Linked DNA regions of Homo sapiens: region 2 is linked to region 1. The links are chromatin contacts, found by POLR2A ChIA-PET in ENCODE. All regions are on one chromosome and are shown on one strand. The core of a region is the stretch at or near the end of the contact, and the rest is flanking DNA. Distances in the headings are between cores, read along the strand shown. Region 1 holds the start of WDR88 (WD repeat domain 88). Region 2 overlaps PEPD (peptidase D).

Evidence for each region. ChIA-PET counts read pairs that join two places held with the same protein, here RNA polymerase II (POLR2A).
Region 2: POLR2A ChIA-PET joins it to region 1 with 18 read pairs in PC-9. The contact joins the enhancer-like site here to the promoter of WDR88 in region 1. POLR2A ChIA-PET finds 5 or more read pairs at or near these places in 3 of 52 experiments (A673, PC-9 and WTC11).

Annotation. Positions count from the first base shown.
Region 1 is chr19:33,130,686-33,133,659 of GRCh38, forward strand. It overlaps WDR88 (WD repeat domain 88), which reads left to right and starts at 1,429. Exons shown (of 11, transcript NM_173479.4): 1 at 1,429-1,760. The coding sequence starts at 1,485. RefSeq lists an enhancer at 1,266-1,435.
Region 2 is chr19:33,485,553-33,488,526 of GRCh38, forward strand. All of the region lies in intron 6 of PEPD (peptidase D), which reads right to left. Among named protein-coding and RNA genes, the nearest start is that of PEPD, 35 kb to the right of the region's middle. RefSeq lists enhancers at 540-1,400, 1,401-2,260, 2,261-2,974. Within about 2 kb of position 1,583, at least 3 of the 41 ENCODE cell types and tissues checked have a DNase peak (open chromatin) inside an H3K27ac peak, as active enhancers do.

The DNA.
Region 1 (2,974 bases), core at 179-2,678:
GAGACAGGCAGGGAAACCAGGCAGGAGAATGTGCACCCACAGCCTGGGTTACACGGCTGCAGCTCCCTGCTCTGAGGCCACCTCATGTGTACCAAGGAGACCTTTTTGAAAAATAAAGTGCAGACCAGGTGTGATGGCTAATGCCTGTAATCCCAGAGCTTTGGGAGGCCGAGGCGGGAGGATTGCTTGAGCCCAGGAATTCCAGACCAGCCTGGGCCACATAGAGACCCCTGTCTCCACAAAAAATAAAGTATTGAGCATTTGTATTTTACATTATGAAAGTAGCATCATAGATCACAACAATTTTAAAAGCAGAAAGAAGGAAGAGGCCGGGTGCGGTGGCCCATGCTTGTAATCCCAGCACTTTGGGAGGCCGAGGCCAGCGGATCACTTGAGGCCAGGAGTTCAAAAACAGCCTGGCCAACATGGCGAAACCTTGTCTCTACTAAAAATACAAAAAAATTAGCCAGGTCTGGTGAGCATACACCTGTAATCCCAGCTGTGTGGGAGGCTGAGGCACGAGAATCCTTTGAACCCTGGAGGTGGAGGTTGCAGTGAGCCGAAATTGCGCTACTGCAATCCAGCCTGGGTGACAGACTCTTGTCTCCACCAAAAAAAAAAAAAAAAAAAAAGAAGGAAGAAAATCACTTTTAGTTTTATCATCCAAAGATGACACCCTTCTTCAATATTTTGAATAATTCCACCCTGTCCTTTTCTAGCTATGGGGCTGTTATCTGACTGGTGGTAGCATTTTATTCCCTGTCACTGTTGTTGGGGTTGTGACAGATATTTCCCTCATCTATTATAAATGTTGTAAACCCACCCCTAATAACTGCATCTTATTTCATGCAGGGGCTACCCCATAACTTACTGACCTTTTCTGTTTTGTCATGAAGTGGGTTGGCCAGGAGCTGTACCCAGGCAGAGGACATGAAGAAATTGCCCTGTGACAGGAGCCAGGGAAACCACAGCGGAGGGCTGGAGGCTGGGGTGCTGGTTTTGCTGGCTCGGCCTGGTTCCCAGAATGCAAAGCCCATTTTTCTTTTTTTTGCAACCTCCACCTCCTGGGTTCAAGCCATTCCCCTGCCTCAGCCTCCCATGTAGCTGGAACTACAGGCGCACGCCCCCATGCCTGGCTAATTTTTGTTATTATTTTTTTTAAGTAAAGATGGGGTTTCACTAAACCTGTTGGCCAGGCTGGTCTCCAACTCCTGACCTCAGGTAATCCGCCCGCCTCGGCCTCCCAAAGTGCCGGGATTACAGGCGTGAGCCACCGCGCCCGGCTGCAAAGCCCATTTTTCTATAGGTAACCTGTGCTGCGCGGGGTGGCACTAGTTTTCACCCAGCGGGCGAGGAGGCAGCGAAGTCGCGGGCCCAGCGTAGCGCGCGCCTCCGAAGGGCTTGGTGCGGGCGCGGGCGCGGGCGCGCGGCGCCACCGTTCCCATCCAGGCTTGTCGGCGGCCACCGGCGGACCGGGCTTCGAGATGGCCTCCCCGCCGCGGTGCTCCCCGACAGCCCATGACAGGGAATGCAAGTTGCCGCCACCCTCCGCCCCCGCCAGCGAGTATTGTCCCGGCAAGCTGTCCTGGGGGACCATGGCGAGGGCCTTAGGCCGCTTCAAGCTGTCGATCCCGCACACGCACCTGCTGGCCACCCTCGACCCCCTGGCCTTGGACAGGGAACCACCACCGCATCTGTTGCCTGAGAAGCACCAGGTGCCGGAGAAATTGATCTGGGGCGACCAGGACCCTCTCTCCAAGGTCAGAACCGCCGCTGGGGTGAGGGGGCACTGGCCTGTTCCCCACACGGGAGGAAGGCGCTCGAGCTGTCGGGGGACCCATGGAAAACCCACCTGGCTTCACCAGGACCCCCAGCGAGGCCCTAGGCCCATTTCCCCATCTGTGGTACATCTGTGGGCAAAGGTCAGACCCACCTGAGCAGGGCGTGCTGGGGATGCCGGCGGGGGCTCCCCGCACTGCCACCTGCTGGGGAACCAGGACTCTTCGCTGGGAGGAGGCTCTGCCCCACCATGTGACCCCATCTAGACCTTGGAGTCTCCGTAGGTAGGCCCACCCACAGTGATGCTCCTAATTGCAGCCCAAGGGTCGGTGGCTCAGCTCTCCCCGTCCAGGAGATACAGTTAGCGTCAGAAGAAACGGGAAACTCAGAATAATAATAACAACAATGAATTGGGCCAGGCAAGGTGGCTCACACCTGTAATCCCAGCCCTTTGGGAGGCCCAGGTGGGAGGATCACTTGAGCCCAGGAGTTTGAGACCAGCCTGGGCAACATAGTGAGAGGTCGTCTCTACAAGAAATAAACTTAGCCCAGTGTGATGGGGCGCACCTGTGGTCCCAGCCACTTGAAAGGCTGAGGCAAGAGGATCCCTTGAACCCAGGAGTTTAAGGCTGCAGTGAGCTATGATTGTGCCACTGCACTCCAGCCTGGGCAACAGAGCGAGACTGTCTCCAGAATAAATAAATAAATAAATAAATAAATAAATAAATAAATATAGAGAGAGAGAGAGAAAGAAAGAAAGAAAAAGAAAAAGAAAGAAAGAAGGAGAAAGAAAGAAAAACTGGCTGGGTGCAGTGGCTCATGTCTGTAATCCCAGCACTTTGGGAAGCCGAGATGAGCAGATCACTTGAGGTCAAGGGTTCGAGACCAGCCTGGCTAACATGGTGAAACCCTTTCTCTACTAAAAATGCAAAAATTAGCCAGGCATGGTGGTGCGTGCCTGTAATCCCAGCTACTCAGGAGGCTGAGGCAGCAAGATCATTTGAACCCGGGAGGCAGAGGTTGCAGTGAGCTGAGATCATCTCACTCCATCTCAAAAACAAAACAAAACAAAAACCCAATAAAGAACATTCTCAATAAGTAGCGTTTCATGCTTGGCCTTGATTTATTGCACTCACATGCAGATGTCAGAGTGTGTTTTTAATAATTTCCTCGAAACCTCTGCCTGGCTTCCCAG
Region 2 (2,974 bases), core at 333-2,832, 360 kb after region 1:
ACCAGAAAACCACGGTCCTCAAACCACAGATTGGTATTTTGCTGTAATCGTCAAGTTTTAATAATGTCCCTCTACTTCCTGGGTTTTAAAATTCACATCTTCGGATATTAATATTCCTGCATTAACAACCCCCAAATTCAGAATTTCATCTTTAACTGCTTGCTTAAATGGAATCAATTCGTTACCAATTGTCTTCAAATATGCAGGGTGATCTAAGTAAATGCCGAAAGATAAGAAATACACTTAGCCTGAATAAGTGTATTTCTTACACTGATGTAAGAAATGTAAAATACTGACCATATACAATGGCAGGAAACGGAGCCCCTGTCACTCGCTGCCCCGGCCCAGGGCTCCTGGGTACAGCTTCTGTCTGTCTGGGAGGCGACTGCCTTGTGCCAAGAAGGCACCCTCGTTAAGGCATGGAAACTTGATGGACAGGCATCCCTCAGCTCAGGCCACCCAGCCCCTGCCAACAATCCCCCAACAGACCATCTCTCCTTCATGGTCAGTCTCCTGCTCTCAGGAAAACCTGCCCTAACGTCTACCTCCTTAGATGTTTTCAGAGATCTACCATGTCTGACTTTGCTCCCAGCCTTCAGGAGCCAAGTGTTCCAGGGAGCCTATCTTGCCATCCGCAGGAAGAAGTCTCAAGTCTCTTGCTGCAGGGTTCCCCTCCCCATCTCAGCCCCCACTAGCCCCCAAACCAACCCCCCATCATGCCCCCGCCAGGACCTGGCAATGAGCACCCGACCCCATGCCCACACCCACCCCTCCTGCCAGAGCCCGCAGCAAAGCCTGCTCTTCCCAAATCTTCCTTGGGACTGCTCCAATCAAGCCACACACGGAACTGCTGCCTGGGCCGGACCCCAAACTCACAAGCCCCTACAGACCATCCCGGCCTACACCCTTCACGCTACTGTCATCACACCGAGCCACATCACTGGGTGAGCCCAGGGGCCTCAGTCCACAGGGTCTCTCTGGCCGTGTGCATGCCCACCACCCTCAGCCCACCTCTGCCCTGTCCCCTCTGCTCCTTGTCCTCTGCTGTCCCCACACCTCGAGACCCCACACACTCTTACTGCAGGCAGCAGGCGGCCTGGCCCTGATCTGGGGAGGTGGAGGGAGGTCTGAGACCAAGGCTGAGCCCAAATGGGACAGACCCCAGGCCAGGCACCCCGAGTAGCCACACCTGGAGGGGTCCTGGCCCAACCATCCAGCTGGACCAGGGTCCCAAGGGTATAGGCTGGGTGGACAGGTGGGGACCACTGTCTACCACAAGCTCCTCTTCCCTGCAGGCCAGGGGATAAGGGGAGCTGGGGGGGCCCATCAGGTCAAACCAAGAGGCCAAACCTGAACTTCTGTTAGAGGAGGAGGTCAATCGAAGCCCAAGGTGCAAGGTGCTGCAGAGACATTTAAAAGGGTCAAAAAGGACAATGCCGGGAACAAGCAGCTTCATCAGAGCAGTGAGAGGCAACTGGGGCGGAAGCAGCTGCGTATTGGAGAGGAGGACGACAGCAAGATTCATCTTGCTTGGGAAACAGGCTATTAATATCCCAGCTAGCAGCTGGAGGTGCACCCGGCAGGCAGGGGAATGCGGTTGCTGAGCGGCAGCGGCTCTTGGGGACGTGGTCTCTGCCCAGCCCGGCACAAAAGTGCTGGCAGCCTGGGTGAGTGGAAGGCAGGGGGATGAGCTGCACCTGGACCCCAGGAATGCAGACAAGACTGTCCACAGGGAAGCGGCTGGGAGCAGCTGGAGGCAAAGGCTGGGGCCCCATGTCAAGGCCCACGGCATGCAGGGTAGGGGGCACCAGCCAGAGCTCCTGCCTCAGTGAAACAGCCCTGGTGGCAGTGAGGTGGAAGGCCCCGAGGGGAGAGACATGGGTGGATGGCCCCCTGCAGGGGACAAGGAAGGGAGGGAGGAGAACAAGCAGGCCAGAGATGGCCACGAGGGTTCTCACCCGCTGCGCATTGCAACAGCCAAGTCAGAGACTCGGCCAGCAGCCCAAGGCGTAGGTGCGGAAACTGACGCACCAGCACCCGGGGTGGGGGGCAGTGTCTCAGCCCAGCCCCCAGCTGAGGGGCCGGGTGAGCACCCCCCAGTCAGCCCCAGCCTGGCCTGGATCAGAGATTGGAGAGGTACCAGCCCGGTGCCTGGGGAGATGGTGCAAAAGTAAGGCAGTCCCTGGCTCTCCAAAAAGTGTCCCAGTGGTGACAGGGTGGGGTGGGGAGTTTGCAGAGCACAGGCTCCTCTGGGCTCTTGGCAGAGGCCACAGGGACTGGGGGGCAACAGGTGACAGAGACTGGGATGAGAGGTCACACCTAGGAATCCTCCTGGGGGGTAGAACGAGACCTTTGCTTCCTGACACTCACTGACAGTGATGAGGGCCCTGGGGAAGCCCAGGGCCCCACCTGCCTTCCTCGGGGAACCTCAAGGAGCAGCTGGCAGAGCTCTGCTTCAGAGGCCACATCTTGAGCTCCTGGCTGGGAACCACACCCACCACACAGCTGCCAGACGTGGTCCAGGGGGGCTCAGCATTCTCTCTAGAGGAGGAGCAAGCAAAGCTCTCACCGCTGAGAAGGCCCTCGACTCACTGACATCTGGGAAACTGGGAATTGGTGATCCTGGAGCCCACCTGGCCCACCACGCAGATGGGGAGACTGAGGCACAGAGGAGCAATGGGATTTGCTGGGGTTTGCATGCGGGCAACTGTCACTGAGCACCAGCTCTGTGCCAGGCTCCAGGTGAGCATGATCTCCTCCAGTGCCCACCACAAGCCCAGGCAGCACCAGGTTACACGTGGAGGAGCTGAGGGTCCCCCTGCTGCAGAGACCCAAACAGAGGCCATAGAGAGGTTCCATGGCATGGTCGAGGAAAGGTGTGCAGGACACTGGAGACCCAGCACCAGGTAGTGCTGGGGGGATTCAGGGAGTCCCGGGACTGGGACAGGCAGCAGCTGGCTGTGCCCGTAGCCCC